2 separate regions of the Homo sapiens genome follow, and region 2 is linked to region 1. Evidence: chromatin loops called from intact Hi-C (ENCODE). Cell type or tissue: MCF 10A. All regions are shown on one strand. Region 1 overlaps FHIP1A (FHF complex subunit HOOK interacting protein 1A). Region 2 overlaps FBXW7 (F-box and WD repeat domain containing 7).

Region 1 (8,000 bases):
TTTTTTCGAATGGAAATGTTATCAGCTTGGGATTGCAATACTGGCCACTCAGTGATGTCATGTATATCACAGAATACTATAAGATACCACTGTTCTACCTCTGACCCAGTCCTGCCAAATGCCTTGGTGCTATGGGCAGGAGGGAAAAGAGTGCTCCTTATAATTTGAAGTTACATAATAAAGATGTGATGGGAAGATTTTCTTCAGCTGAGTATAACCATTATTACTTTTTTTCACTTCCCATTTTCTAGGTTATTAAGTGGAAAGATGATGTACCCAGACATTTAGATCTATATACAAATATGCTTTCTCTTCATCCACATGTAGAAAAACCTACAAGAATCCATTATTTATCCCAGAGCTATACTGTGGACCAACTGTAGAACATAAAGAAATGACAAATGTTTATGGTGGAAAGCCTCTGAGAATGTGGAAATATAATAGAAGCAATTGGAACATTTGCTTCTTTTTTTTTAAAGAATATCTGTAATTACTATCTGAAGTCTTGTGCTGAGTTTCCAGTGTAGTTAAGCACTGTGTCTTTGAATGTTTTGTAGACAAGGAGGCTCCCTGTAAGGCACGTGGCATGTGTTCAGCTGATACCTGGGCATATTGTTATGTGACTGGAAGACCAGATCTTTCCTCTCATTTTGCATAATCACACAACAAGTAGTGAACTAATTGGCCGTAGGATCTATATCACCTTGGCCTACAGCCAACTTCATAGTATCTTGAGGCACCCCATCACTTTAATGCTGTATCTAATGCTGTGCCAAAAAAAAACAAAAAACCCCAAAAAACTAAAATAAATAAAAATGCTGTCTTAAGTAAGTAAACTTAAAATAGAGAGCAAAGAGGAAGGCACATTTATTCATTGACATGAACCTAGATGTAGTGGTATCTAGTGAGTAAGTTTTTTGTGAAGGATTTAATATGATGTGGATTTTAGAGTCAGACTACCAGGATTGGTTTCCCAGCTCTGCCACTTGCTAGCTCTGTGCCTTTGGTAGAGCACTTAATCTTTCTGAGCCATGTTCTTCATTTGTAAAATAGGGGCAATAATAATAATGCTTTACCTTATAGGACTGGTGAAGAGTAAATGAGTTGATACTTTAAAATGGTGCCTGGAACAATGTGTATGAGTTAACTCTTATTACTGTTTTTGTTTTTATTGTTACATACTTGTTGGGAAAATAATAGATTTAGATGACTAAACAGCTCTTTTGTTCCCACTCCATGCCACCCCATAATGCCACCATCTAGTGGATCTAAGAAGAGGCTCTGTGTATATCATCTTTCCACTGTAATTTATCAAATTTGGCATATTGCCAGGAGGAAACAGGTAGAGAATTGTAGAAATCAGGTTTATTAGGAGAAATAACTCAGAGGTGTAGACTTGGTAGAACCCAACCATTTGAATCTTTTCCTAGGCTAATCCCAAAGCTCCTTCTACCTCCTTCTCTGTAGACTCACTTCTCCAGCTATTCTGGGCCATTTGCTATACCCTGAGTGTGATTCCAGCCTTCTAGTTAAATGCCCATGCTTATGCCTTTCTTCCACTTGAGATGCCAACTATATTTAGCATCTATTCCAACTACATTTATCCAAATCTTCTCATCCTCCAATGTCCAGACTGCATGCCACCTCCCAGATTCTTCCTGATCAGTGCAGGCATAGACAATAACTCTTCACTTCTCTAGAGTTTGCTGGCATCACCCAAGTGGGACTTGAAGATTACCTGGTATGATCATTATAGATTTGTTATGTTGTACCTCTCATACCAGGTGGTAAACACCATGAGAGTAGGGAACCATACACATTTCTTTATTCATTTGTTCATTGAACAAATGTTATAATATATAGCAGAATTTATAGTACATTGCCAAGTATGTAATAGGTATTATGACATCTCTTGAATAAATGAACATGTGAATGTAGATATGGTAACTAGGTAGGAGCCTGTGTGTGTGTATGTATGTGTGTGTGTGTGTATGTAGCTATGAGAGAGAAAACTAATGAGAACTGTAGTGGTCAGGTTAGGTTGATGAACTGATGTTTAGCTAGCATTGTGAGGTGGCATGGAGTGGGAGAAAAATGAGGCACTTGCACAGGGGTGGGTGGTGGTGTTTAGGATTGGCTAGAGATGGCTGTTGCTTGGTACCCAGTAGGTGCTCTATGTTAGTAACTCTTAAATGTCGTGGAAGTCCAAAAGAGAACCAGAGTTGAGACAGATACTGCTGGAGAAATTTAAAGGAAGATATAGATATTTTATGAAAAATGAACCAAAAAATATTTCTGAAGAATGAATGATGGCTCCAAGAATGATGTTTGAAATGTGCTCTCTATATGTAGAAATGAAATTGTATAAGGGCGTCAAACTTTTCTGTACTGTTTTTCATTTGAGTTGCTTATGAGATATCGAGGTAAAATAATTGGCAATATATCATTGCTATGGTTATTTATCAAGACATCAAACTTTCTGACTAAGCATGTGTAATATTTATATTTATGTTAAATGCTTTAATACAACTAGTAGATTTTAACCATCTAGTTTTTTTCTTTGAAGATAGCATTCTGTTTGTCTGAAATTAGAATCCATTTCAGTTTCATGGAGGAGCAAAGGTGAGGCACTCATCTGTCTCTATGTCCTTTTTGCCTGACACAGTGTTAGCCCAATGCTTGGCACCAGTAGGTGTTCTATGTATAAGTGTTTTTCAGTAAATGAATTAATAATATATCAGTTTTTCTCTAAATGAATTAATAACATCTCAGTTTTAAAAACTTCACAGATTAGATGGATTGATTTCATGAAACATTTCCTTTGTGTTTAAGATTCTTGCCAAATCTAAGTGGAGAGATTAAATTGGAGATAGAAAAATGATTATGTACATTTGTAGAACTTTAGTACTAGACATAATTCCAGAGATTATCTAGTTCCAGTTCCTCATTTTTCAGACAAAGGCATTGAGGACCAGAGAGGTTAAGTGACTTGCTTATGCTCACATCATGTCAAGCTTGGACCTAACCCAGATCTCCAGATCTCCAGGCTTCAGTATCATCTCTTTCCATTAGGCACCTTGGAAGTAAATCTTAGTTTCATTATTCCTTTCATGGCCTAGGTTTAACTCCTGAGCTCCCAAAGAAGAATTTAGGAAAATTTTTATTGTGTTTTTGTTAATTGCAAAGTAGAAAGATTTCTGAGACAGCAACTCCCCTTCCTCTCAAGGATCCTGTGCAATGCATGGGCTGCTTGGGGGTACCCATATGTTTTTGTTTTTGTTTTTGTTTTGAGATGGAGTCTCGCTCCGTTGCTCAGGCTGGATTGCAGTGGCACAATCTCTGCTCACTGCAACCTCCGCCTTCCGGCTTCATGCAATTCTCCTGCCTCAGCCTCCCAAGTAGCTGAGATTACAAGTGTGCACCACTACGCCTGGCTAACTTTTTGTGTTTTTAGTAGAAATGAGGTTTCACCTTGTTGACCAGGCTGGTCTCAAACTCCTCACCTCAAATGATATGCCCATCTCGGCCTCCCAAAGTGTTGGGATTACAGGCGTGAGCCACCGCACTCAGTCTCCCATATTAATTTTTAAATGTCCTTTCCTCCTGTTAAGTCTGCTGGAAAAAGAGAGCTTGTGCCATCTAGTGGATCTAAGAAGAGGCTCTCAGGCTTAAATTTTGGGTGGCCTTACTTTAAAAAGAAGAAAGGAACAATATTTTTATTTAATGAATCTGCACATTCTCACATGGAATCCTTTTTATCATGAGAGTGGCAGTAGCAGCACAGAATGAAGTTAGGGTCACTTTGTATTTCATAGTGCTAGAGACGCGACACCTTACTGACCGTGCTTCTTTTTAGTGGTGGAAGGCAGGTCACAAAGTGGGTAACTGGATTTAACTGATTTAACTGGATCAGGAAAGGCATGAGCATGGGTATTTTTAGGTAACTCTCCAGGTGATTCTAACATAGAACCAGGGCTGAGAACCACTGCTGTATTACAATCTTGGTTTTTCAACCAGTGCTTGGATTCTTGTACTCGTTAATTTAAAACACTGGCTCTTCTGTAATGGGTCTTTCCATCCTAGTTGGGAATTAGTCAAATCCTATTATTCCTGGGAAACCCGCTAGTGCTCATTTGGACAATTAACTTATTCAAGAATGTACAGCATTCTACTATCCAATGGATAATGAAGTTTTAGAAGCTTTCAAATTACTCCTTTGTTTTCCTTCAATGGAGATTTTAAATCTTTTTACATGCTCTGGAAAATATTTATCTCATGTGGCAGGTGGTAGAAGACAATATCTGTCAAGCGGGATAACTTGATGACTGAATGGGCAGTGCAGGCCGAGGGCTGTCATCACTGACATTGCCCTGTGATCTGAAATGCCCGTTAACCTCCTGGGCTTGAATTTTCTTTGAAGAGTGTGATTGGTCATCTTTATATTTACAGAGTACTGCTCAGCAAAAAACTAGGTTACAAAAAAAAGCTTTTGTTACTCCATCAGTGAAATATCTTAAGTGGCACCTTAGCACCTGTGTAGTGTAGTTGTACTTGATGGTCATAATGACCAGGAGGCTTTGTGATGGTGGTCCACAGCCTGGTGCACATCAGAAGCAACAAGGGATGCCTGGCACTAGACCTGGAGATAATTATTTAACTGGATCAGGATAGGGCATGAGCATGGGTATTTTTAACTAACTCCCCAGGTGATTCTAACATGGAACTTGGGTTGAGAACCACTGCCACAAGATATTCTTAAAAATGTTTTGCAGGCTGGATGCGGTGGCTCATGCTTGTAATCCCAGCACTTTGGGAGGCTGAGGTGGGTGGATCACCTGAGGTCAGGAGTTTGAGACCAGCCTGGCTAATATGGTGAAACCCTGTCCCTACTAAAAATACAAAACTTAGCTGGGTGTGGTGGCGCACGCCTGTAGTCTGAGCTACTCGGGAGGATGAGGCACGAGAATCACTTGAACGTAGGAGGTGGAGGTTGCCGTGAGCTGAGATTGTGCCATTGCACTCTAGCCTGGGTGACAGAGCAAGACTCCATCTCAAAAAAAAAAAAAAAGTTTTATAAGGCCAGGCATGCTGGCTCATGCCTCTAATCCCAGCACTTTGGGAGGCCGAGGCAGGAGGATTGCTTGAGCCAAGGAGTTTAAGACCATCCTGGGCAACATGATGAAACCCTGTCTCTACAAAAGATACAAAAATCACCCAGGTGTGGTGGCATGCACCTGTAGTCCCAGCTACTCGGGAGGCTGACGTGAGAGATTTGCTTGACCCTGGGACCTCGAGGCTACAGTAAGCGGTGATCACGCCACTGTACTCCAGTCTGAGCCACGGTGTGAGACTCTGTCTCAAAAAAAAAAAAAAAAAAGTTTTGTGAACCTTGAATTTCAAATCAAGTTTGGCAGTCTGGTGTATATTTTCTGGCTTTTAAATTATTTGAATATTGGAGATCCATATTTGATAACCAGTATTCTCCTGGGGCCCAGGGAGCAGGAATTGCACTGTTTTGTGATTAGAGTAATGAAGTTATTATTGTGTCTAAATGACTCCATTTTTACATCTCTCAGAGGTGCTGGTGGAGTCAGTCCCTGTATATGACCCAGGTTTGAGGAATGTGAGTACTTTCAGGGATTGCCAGGAGCGGTAAGGGCCAGAAGTTAATGCTTCTCTGAGTGGCAGCTTAATGTATTGTCATAATTGTACGCATCTGAGAGCATTGATTCTATATTGTTGGCCCTTGTCCCAGTGACAGTAGGAAAGTGGGAGTCTTTCACATAAAGCTTTTTTCCCCCTCTTATCATTTTAATAATGAATTTCACCTCTTTCTGTGGTTTCCAGGAGTAGGGTGCTCTGTGAGTTCTCTGCAGAAGCTGTTTTCTGCAGTAAAGTCCTGATCTGTCACTGGGAACAGCTTTCTTCTGACAAATGTAGCTGAATTGGTTGGCAGAAGGATGGCAGGGAGGTAAAAGGGCAGGGAGTGGTTATAAATCCTCTAAAACGCCATCAATTGAACTCTTACAATGGGAGACAGTGTCTTTGACGACGTGTTCCAAATGGTTGATACAGATATTCAATTTCAAAGGATTTCTGCTGTGTTTTCAGAGGGCAGGGGACAAAAATGCCAGGAAATTGTTAGAATTCTTGTAAAAACCATGAAATTTATTATCAGGTAGACTTAGGTTTGTGTCTGGCTTCTGCCACTTACTGTGTGCTTCTAGGGCAAAAGTTTGAGCCTCACTTTTCTTAGCTGTAAGATGAGAATCCTAATACCTACCTACCATTTTACTCTATCAAGGTGAATTAATTTGTATAATACATGTAAAACATCTAATACAATATTTGGCACAGAGCTGGTACTTCATAAATGGTAGCTATTTCTGGAACTACTATTAATAGTGGTAGTAATTGATGATAATGGCCTGTATGTCCACTTAGCCTTTGGTGGGGATGGCAAGGGGGTGTTGACAGAGGCTCATCTGGGAAGGGTATACTCAGAATTTTCATCCTCACATAGTCAACCTGTTATAATTTAGAGTCTCATCACATATTAATCCTTTAAAATGCAGTCACTCTCTAGAATAGTTCATTTCACTGATTACTCATTTTGTGTACATCCTGCTGTTTAACTCAGAGGGCTTACAATACAGATTTTTTATGTAAACAGTGTGGACAGGGGGTTAGTAGAGGAGAGGGGAAAATATAATTTGGGGATTACTTTGGCCATAAGTCACACCTGGTGTCATGGTTTGGTGTGGAGTTTGGACACCCAGAAAAGGAAAGTTTAGATTATTGGGAAGTTGGGAAGAGGAGATGCCAGAATGGGTGACAGGAGGGTGGTAGGGACCCAACTACAATTTAGAATTTCCTGTGCAGGGTTCTCTGTTAGGATTGCCCGTGTGTTGCCATGAGTTTGTCTTGGTGTCCCTTCTGTCATTTGCCATCAGTTGGCAGTGTCTAGAATACAGTTCCATTTCATTGAAGCACTCAGTCTAGAGTATAAAGCATTTATGTGAATCAGTGGAAACTGAATTTGTACGGCTGAGGATCTGTACTGCAGTTTCAGAAAAGTCAGTATAGTTTAATTGAGGTATAAAGGGCTCTCCTCCCCATCTGAGTTGTGACAAGTTGAGAAATACAAAAAATGAGGCAGATGGAAGATCAAAACACCATCTTTATTACCAGTAAAACTGTTGCCAGAGAATAGGGTTTACTCCTGTGGGCAAACATTCCCAATATTTAACCCTAGAATTAGACAGACACTCACCCAGACACATTATAGAACCTGTGGTGGGGAAGAGCAGAGACAAATATATCTTTCTTTCTTTCTTTTTTTTTTTTTTTTTTTTTTGAGACGGAGTCTCACTCTGTCACCCAGGCTGGAGTGCAGTGGTGCGATCTCGGCTCACTGCAAGCTCCGCCTCCCGGGTTCACGCCATTCTCCTGCCTCAACCTTCCGAGTACCTGGAACTACAGGTGCCCGCCACCACACCTGGCTAATTTTTTTTGTATTTTTAGTGGAGGCGGGGTTTCACCGTGTTAGCCAGGATGGTCTCAATCTCCTGACCTCATGATCCACCCACCTCAGCCTCCCAAAGTGCTGGGATTACAGGCATGAGCCACCACGCCTGGCCAGTACTTTCTTTTTTTGAGACAGAGTCTCACTCTGTTGCCCAGGCTGGAGTGCAGTGGCACAATATTGGCTCACTGCAACCTCCATCTCCTGGGTTCCAGTGATCATTCTGCTTCAGCCTCCCTAGTAGCTGGAACTATAGACACGGGCCACCACACCCAGCTAATTTTTGTATTTTTAGTAGGGATGGAGTTTCACCATGTAGGCCAGGCTAGCCTTGAACTCCTGACCTCAAGTACTCTGCCCGCCTCAGCCTCCCAAAGTGCTGTGATTACAGGTGTAAGCCTCTGTGCCCTCCCCTGAATATGTACTTTCTGCTAGAAGCCTGGCTCCCAGGAGAAGAGAGGAAGGGACAGGCTCA
Region 2 (8,000 bases), 770 kb after region 1:
GCCTTGGGCAATGATGCTAATGCTAAATATCTTCATCACAGTTTGATGTGGTAGAGGCTCTTTTGCACTTTTAAGATCAACAGGAACCAAGCCATGGTTTAGAGTAGGTTTTCCCGGTTTTGACATTTTAAAACTCCTCTTGGTTGACGAATACTCTCTACATGTAATACAGGCACATTACTAAAAGCTCTAACCACTAAATTTTAAAAATATATATTTAATAATAGTTTTTAAAAGGCTGAGAACCCAAGGCCTGCTGCTTTTGTCTTTCAACCTTCCCCTACCAAATGTCCTGACCTGTCTGAGGCTTGGTGAAGTGCAAACTATCCTAGAATAGCCAGGAATTATAAACTACTGAAGTGAAAGCTCCTGCTCCTGCCAGTCAAACAGCTGGTGAACCTCTCATACAAAGTCAGTAATGTGAACACAACCAAAGCAGGGCTGTGCTGTAAGGTCCCTTTTAATATTTCTCCAACTAACTAATCTAAGAGTGTTTCCTAGAAAGTGAAAGTAAATTTTTACTTACAAAAATAAAATAAAAAAAACAAACATTGTATCTTGAGTATCTATTAAGTCTTCCTTATCCAAATGTCAGCATTAATATTTTAGGAATGTTTTGAATTCTGTTACAAATTTTGTTTTGAATTTTTTGAACTGTGTTTACGTATGGTTTAAAAAAAACACACACACATATGTATGTTTGTTCTACCTTAGATATATTATAATGAGCACTATTTTCAAGTGTGTGCTCTCTTTCCCTTTTCCATACACACCATTCTTTATCTCATACTCACTAGACATTAAATACTGTATACTCTGGTTCTCTAATAGCTATTAATACACACTTCAGATTAATCTTTGTACCAGAGTTTTCAATTGTCAATCTTTAATTCTGAAAAACTTATTGATTATACTTGAAAGCATAACAGTCACCCAACTGATTAAAGACATGTAAAAAGTGTATTTATTTATAAAGTAATCTATGATGGGAAGTAATTATAGTAAAATGGGAGAGTAACTAGCCAGTCCATTGCAAATCCCTAGTGCCTAATTTCTCCTTCACAGTATGGTCAGATAAATCTTCCTAAAACACAGAGAGGGAATGCAGTGTGCCGTTTACTCCTCAAGAACCTTCAATGGTTCTCCACGGCCTAAGATAAAGTCTGGAGATGAAGACTCTCTTCAAAGTGGCCCCAAACTAAACTTTCCAGCATTATCTCAAATATTTCCCTAAATTAACCATTTGTGCAAGTGTTAATTAATCTTTATACTATAATCCATATTCCTAACAGATAGTAGATAATGATTGTGAACTATCCATTCACAGTGCTCAATCAACTATTCTCTCTTTCCATTCTATTTTCTTCTTCCAACAGCCAGTCAGCTCCACTTATCTCTCCTTCCAACTTTTAACTTCCAAGCTTTTATGGAGTTTTATAGCAGGAATTTTGACGGAGACAAGAAAGGATTTGAAAGGAGAAAGTTAGAAATGGGTGATTTCTTTTTGACTTTGGAAAGATTAGCATTGCTAAATATTAAAGTGGGCTGCTGGGAAGGCAATCTATGCACAAGAAATAGTCCCATTCCTATTAGTAGACCTTTCTCTTATACCACAATTTAAAATGTAGTTAAAAATGCAAAATCACTGGCAGCAATGCTACACAAAAACAGATTTCTCCAAAGATATGTAAATGGTCAATAGGCACATGAAAAGATGCTCAACATCACTAATTAGGGAAATGCAAATCAAAGCCACAATGCGCTACCACTTCACATCCATTAGGATGGTTTTAAAACAAAACAAAACAGTAAACAACAAGCATGGGCTAGGATGTGGGGAAATCAGAACCCTTGTGCATCCTTGGCGGCAATGTGAAATGAATGAATGTAGCTGCTGTAGAAAATAGTATGGCAGTTCCTCAACAATTTAAACATAAAATCAGCACATGATCCAGCATTTCCACTTCTGAGTATATACCTTAAATAATTAAAAGCAGAGACTTGAACAGATACCTGTATACACATGCTTATAGCAGCCTTATTAACAATAGCCAAAAGGTAGAAGCAACTCAAGTCTCAATGAATGAATGAATAAACAAAATGTGACATATACAAACAAGGGAACATTATTCAGCTCTGAAAAAGAAGGAAATTCTGACATATGCTACAACATGCATGAACCTTGAAGATACTATACTAAGTAAAATAAGTCAGTCAAAAAAGGATAGTGTATGATCCACTTATATAAGGTACTTGGAATACTTAAATTTGCATAGATAGAAAACAGAATCATGGTTGTCTGAGACAGGGAGAGGGGGAAATGAGAGTTAGTGTTTAGTTGGCACAGAGTTTCAGTAGGAGAAAATGAAAATATTCTGAAGATGGATAGTGGTAATGGTTGTATAACAATGTAAATATATTTAGTGCCACTGAATTGTATACTTAAACATGGTTAAAATATTAAATTTCATGTTATGGATATTTAACCATAAATTTTAAATGTTTTTAAACAAAAAAGTAAATGATTGAAAATGGAATAATCATCACCAAAAAAACCTCGAGAGATCTAAGGTTAGGAGAGAGAAGAGATAATATGAGAGTGTTGGAAACCTATAAACTGGTAGTAGAAAAAAAGTGAGAATGATATCCAAGATACCATGTCTACAGCCCTATGAGACAACTTACTATCCTGCAGAATGAATACTAGGTTCATGCTAGTCTTAGCATCTCCTCAGATGTTCACTTTATTTTCCAACATAAGACTAATTGTTTTGTTTGTGAAACATATGTCATATTTTGTCCTTCTCTCATTAGACAATCCCTTTTGCTAAAGTAGGTCCCATGGAATATCCTTATCTCAGTTACTAACACTACCTGTTAATATTACAACAGTTTTCTGCAGTCTGAGATTATTTTCAAAAAAATTCTGTCTCAGTGATACCTTTGAAATCAATTGGATAATTAACCCCCCTGAATTTCTTTTCCTGAACTACATAGAAGATACAATTTTAACAATGTGATACTCCAATGCAGAAAAATTAGAAGAGGGTAATATATTCTACGAGTTTAACATGTTCATTTGGCATTTAGAAAAATGAATCAAAGACCTAGTTAGCCATCAGTGGTTATTCCACTGGTTAATAAAGATAATGTATTCAATATTATAAATTTTCACTTTTACATTTAAAAGCCCTCAAAGAACTCTAAAGTCACATGTATTTACATGCAGACATTTTAAAGATAAGAAAATCCCTGATCTCAATGAGTCTGATCCTAACGGGGGGAAAAAAGATTTAGAATTGAAAAGAACTTGGATTGGGAAAATTAAAACTAAAATCAACAGTTTCTAGTTTCTAAGAGACCAAAAGTTACTATGAAGTAAAGCTAGGCTTTTCATTTTCATGAAATAATTTACAATGACAACAGAAACAAAACATAAGTGAACACAATTAAGGCTGTTTGTACCTCAAATGTGGAGTTTTTTAGTGGATACCAAGTTTTGGTAAGCACAAGGGGGTAACATTCTAATTCAATTATTATTTTTTTAAATCAGTAAATAGCTGCCCTCAACTGGATAATACAGGGCATTGCAACTGTGGCAAACCAAACGCTGTAACAGAATCCTGTGTTTGTCATAATATATTTTTGGAAAAAGAAGACATTATCAATGATTGGGCAAAGTGAGTACTAATTTCCAAATATATATACTACAAGTTTCATTTTTTTGGGAGGATTCAAGTAACAGTATTTCTAATGCGATATTCCCAATCAACACGAAACACTAAAAAAACAAACCTTCAAATATAGACAAAAACCCTAATAAATGAGGGAAATCATAGACAAGGTATATAAGAACCCCAACTGTTAATACTTCAAAATGTAGCTAATTCCATGTGTTCAAGAAAAGATAAAGTCTGAGTCTCAATTCTACTCTTAAAAACATTAAAGATACTCTTTAATTACTACCCAAATTGAGACTCTTAAAAACAGACAAGCTCTTTTAAAGATGATACCACAAATAATAAGGCAGTGCAATATGATAGGTAGGAACATGGACTCCAGAACCAAACTAACTTAGTCCAAATCCTGGCTTTACCAGGTATGACCTTAATTTAATTCGTGTCTCAAGTTCACCTAGGCAGTACTCATAGGACTGTTGTGAGGATTAAAAATTAGTTGATATAAGTATACAGAGTAACGCCTCACATCTAGTAAGTGTTCGATAGTGTTAATTAAACTGTCATTATGATTACTACTACTATTAATGGAATCAAAAATCACATAGAGCTTTGTAGATTACATTTCCAATTTTAAAATCACCAGGAAATAAAGCAGATTCTAAAATCCATCTATAATAACTTTGGAAAAGAATATTTTAAAACATATTATTTGTAAGTTTCAGAAAGACTTCTATAATTCTGTCAAAATTTTTGCCAAAATATGAAGCTGTAGTATCTTAGCCATAGTGTCTTGGCATTTTAAGATTCCAGATACCACTGATCATCCAAGATGGGCTAAACATTAGGGAACTTGTAGTAAAGAAAAGGTCTTTATATAAGGTAACTTATTTTGCCCACTTATCACTCCCTGATTTTCTTTCTTCTAAAAATTTGCATCCGTAAAAACAATTATATATAAATGTGACATGTAATAAAATATCACCAATACGGTATCTGTAAAATGCATTACAAGTCCAAGCACTCCAATTCTCTTGTAACAACAATAAAAATACCATCACAGCAATTTACTCTGGATTTCCATCTTTTCTTTCATTCAGTATTATACAAAAGGCTAGAAATTTAACTGCTCCTGACCAAAGCCACAGCATATGAGCAGCACAAAGATTTTCCATTTTTCATAAATTATTCCTGAATCAGCTAAAACAAATCACTCAGAAGATGTAAATCTCCCTGCAAATTCAAATTGACTTTATACCAAGAGTTTTCAAAGTCTTACCTCAAAAACTTTCACAGGAATAATATCAACGTATGTTATTTGAATTCAGTATTATTCACTGCTTCTGTGAATTCAGGCAACAAGTGACTTACTCTGTTGTAGAAACAGAAAGTCCCACATGCTAAAAAGTATACCATTACTGAAGTGCAATAAATCAGAATCAAAATCCTTCTGATCAGATAATATGGTATTATCAAGCATACTCACTTATTTCACAGATACAGAGTAAAGCAGATTATTTTATCTACCAAATCAGTTTTTAGTCTTCCTAACATCATAGATATCAGAGTATTAAAGTATTTCCCTACCAAGCAATTCACAAATGAACGCAATTCATGGTTGAAGACGGAACAATTTAAACACAGAGGAAAACAATCATAAATCAATAAATTAAACCCTCTGCTTAATGATAAATTATCAAGCTTGTATTAGCAAAAACTGTAAAAAAAAAAAAAAAAACATCCAGCAAGCAACATATTACTTTAAATGCAGAAACATAAATACAATTAGATTGGGCATCAAAGAAAAAAAACATGGCATACCTTTTTTTTTTTTTTTTTTGAGACTGAGTCTTGCTCTGTTGCCTAGGCTGGAGTGCAGTGGTGTAATGTCGGCTCACTGCAACCTCCGCCTCCCAGGTTCAAGCAATTCTCCTGCCTCAGTCTCCTGAGCAGCTGGGATTACAGGTGCCCACCACCACGCCCAGCTAATTTTTGTTATTTTTAGTAGAGACAGGGTTTTACTATGTTGGCCAGGCTGGTCTCGAACTCCTGACCTTGTGATCCGCCCACCTCGGCCTCCCAAAGTGCTGGGATTACAGGCGTGAGCCACAGCGCCTGGTCAGGATATCTTTTAAAGTTTTAGTATTTTTTTTTTAAGCTTTAGTATTCACAAAAGGTATGTCAAATAAATTAAAATGTTTTTATAAGATTAAAATCACATTTAAAATGATTACTAAAAATGTTCTAAAAGATATTTATTTACATGCTCAAAGTGCTCACTCAGATTACAACTTCCAATTATAATGTATTTGAGACATTACATGTATGTAAACATTCAATGGACAACATACTGCACTTCCCTGCTAATTTTCTTCATTTGGGCAACAAGGGCGGCCCCTAACTAAGAGAAATATGCTTGGGTTCTGAAGCAGCACATACAACATACACAAGTGTTATAAAAATGTGACCTGATAATTGGACATTTGCAAAATAAAAGCATTGCATGTACATGCCTATATGCACAGATAGGTAGCATTCTCAAAATAAAAATGCCAGAATACTAGATTATATAAGGTATTGTAACTGCTCTGATTTATGGAATCAACATCTCAATGTTAGACATTTAAGCTGTTTTATATTCCAGTTATTTCCAAAAATTTTGCTGAAAATACATTATAAATTAAAAAGTAAAACACAGAAAACCAACCAAAACAAGTGCTAATAAATTATAAGTTGACAGATGACAAAACCATCCCATGGTACACCAGAAACTCCAAGATTCAGGAACCTTAACTATTTAATGTCTTGCAGTACAATTACCTGGAGTTTATACTTCAGATTTCTACAAAGAGGAGGCTAAATATTTAATAGATATAGACTATCTGACTTCTCTTCAGATGATTGAGATTAAGTCCCTTGCAGGTTTAAGAGTACATTACATCTCTAAATCAACAGAATGAAAAGACAACCTACAGAATGGGAGAAAATATTTGCAAACTATGCTTCTAACAGGGGGCTGATATGCAGAATTGACAGGCAACTCAACAACAAAAACCAAATTAACTTCATTAAAAAGTGGGAAAAGAACATGAATAAATACTTCTCAAAAGAAGACATACATATTTTTTCATGCCTACAAGCATGAAAAAATGTTCAACATCATTATCAAAGAAATGCAAAGTAAAACCACAATGAGATCTCATCTCACACCATTCAGAATGGCTATTATTAAAAAGACAAAAAATAATAGATGTTGGCGAGGATGTGGAGAAAAAGAAATGCTTATACGGTGTTGGTGGGAATGCAAATTAGTACAATCTCTATGGAAAACATTATGGAGATTTCTCAGAGAACTAATAATAGAACTATCATTTGATCCAGCAATCCCACTACTGGGCATCTACCCAAAAGAAAAGAAATCATTATTTTAAAGATGCCCAAGAATTTAGTTGGTGATTATAATAGTTATAACTTTAAGTCAACTATGATAACTAACCCACATATATATATGTTTACACACACACACAAATGGAATACTATTCAGCTATAAAAAAGAATGAAATGTCTTTTGCAGCAACATGGATGGAATTGGAGGTGATTCTTCAGTGAAACAACACAGAAACAGAAAGTCAAATACCACGTTTCACTTACAAGTGAAAGCTAAGTAAAGTGTACACATGAACATGGAGTGTGTAGTAATAGATATTAAGAGACTCAGAAGGGTGACATGCAGGGAGGATGCTGAGAGATGAGAAATCACTTAACGGGTACAATGTATACTATTTGGGTGACAGGTACACTAAAGGCCCAAATTTCACCACTATGTAATATATCCATGTAAAAAAAACTAGAGTACCCCTTAAATTTATACCAAAAAAAAGCATATTACAGCTCTAATAATATTACATATATGGCCTTCTTGTAAGAAGGTTCAATTTGGTGAGCTTTCCTTTATTATAGTTTAGTGAACAATATAGCTAGTTTATAAAATATATCCAAATAAAATGCATTGTTTCAATTCTTTTGTGTCTGCCTTCTTTTACAAAAGGCATGTATGCCTGTGCTCTAAATGTTTTTGTATAGTAATAAGAAAACATTTTTATTGGAAAGAAGCTACAGGCATAATGATTTTTAAAAAAATTTTTAAAAGATGAAATTCAAGAAAAATAACCTCAGGATTTTTCTGATTCCATATTATACTATAATAATATGTGTGTGTGTTTATATATTTTTTTCCTCTCCTACCTACTGTAGTGGTCTAAACACTAGCATATAGAGTATATTTGACTTTTTTTTTTTAATGAGTAAACTTTGGATTTTATT

What was found. Peaks named below come from ENCODE experiments on the same cell type or tissue, not always from the same donor. Only the 100,000 strongest peaks of a DNase experiment are listed, where the experiment ranks them.
Region 2: a loop joins it to region 1, with 5 times the contacts of the local background. A loop is called at or near these places in 2 of 110 quality-filtered maps.

The regions. Positions count from the first base shown.
Region 1 is chr4:151,609,110-151,617,109 of GRCh38, forward strand. All of the region lies in intron 7 of FHIP1A (FHF complex subunit HOOK interacting protein 1A), which reads left to right. Among named protein-coding and RNA genes, the nearest start is that of GATB, 150 kb to the right of the region's middle. In MCF 10A, a CTCF peak has its summit at 3,704; no DNase peak of the experiment used is centred here.
Region 2 is chr4:152,382,210-152,390,209 of GRCh38, forward strand. All of the region lies in intron 4 of FBXW7 (F-box and WD repeat domain containing 7), which reads right to left. Among named protein-coding and RNA genes, the nearest start is that of FBXW7-AS1, 49 kb to the left of the region's middle. In MCF 10A, a CTCF peak has its summit at 3,560; no DNase peak of the experiment used is centred here.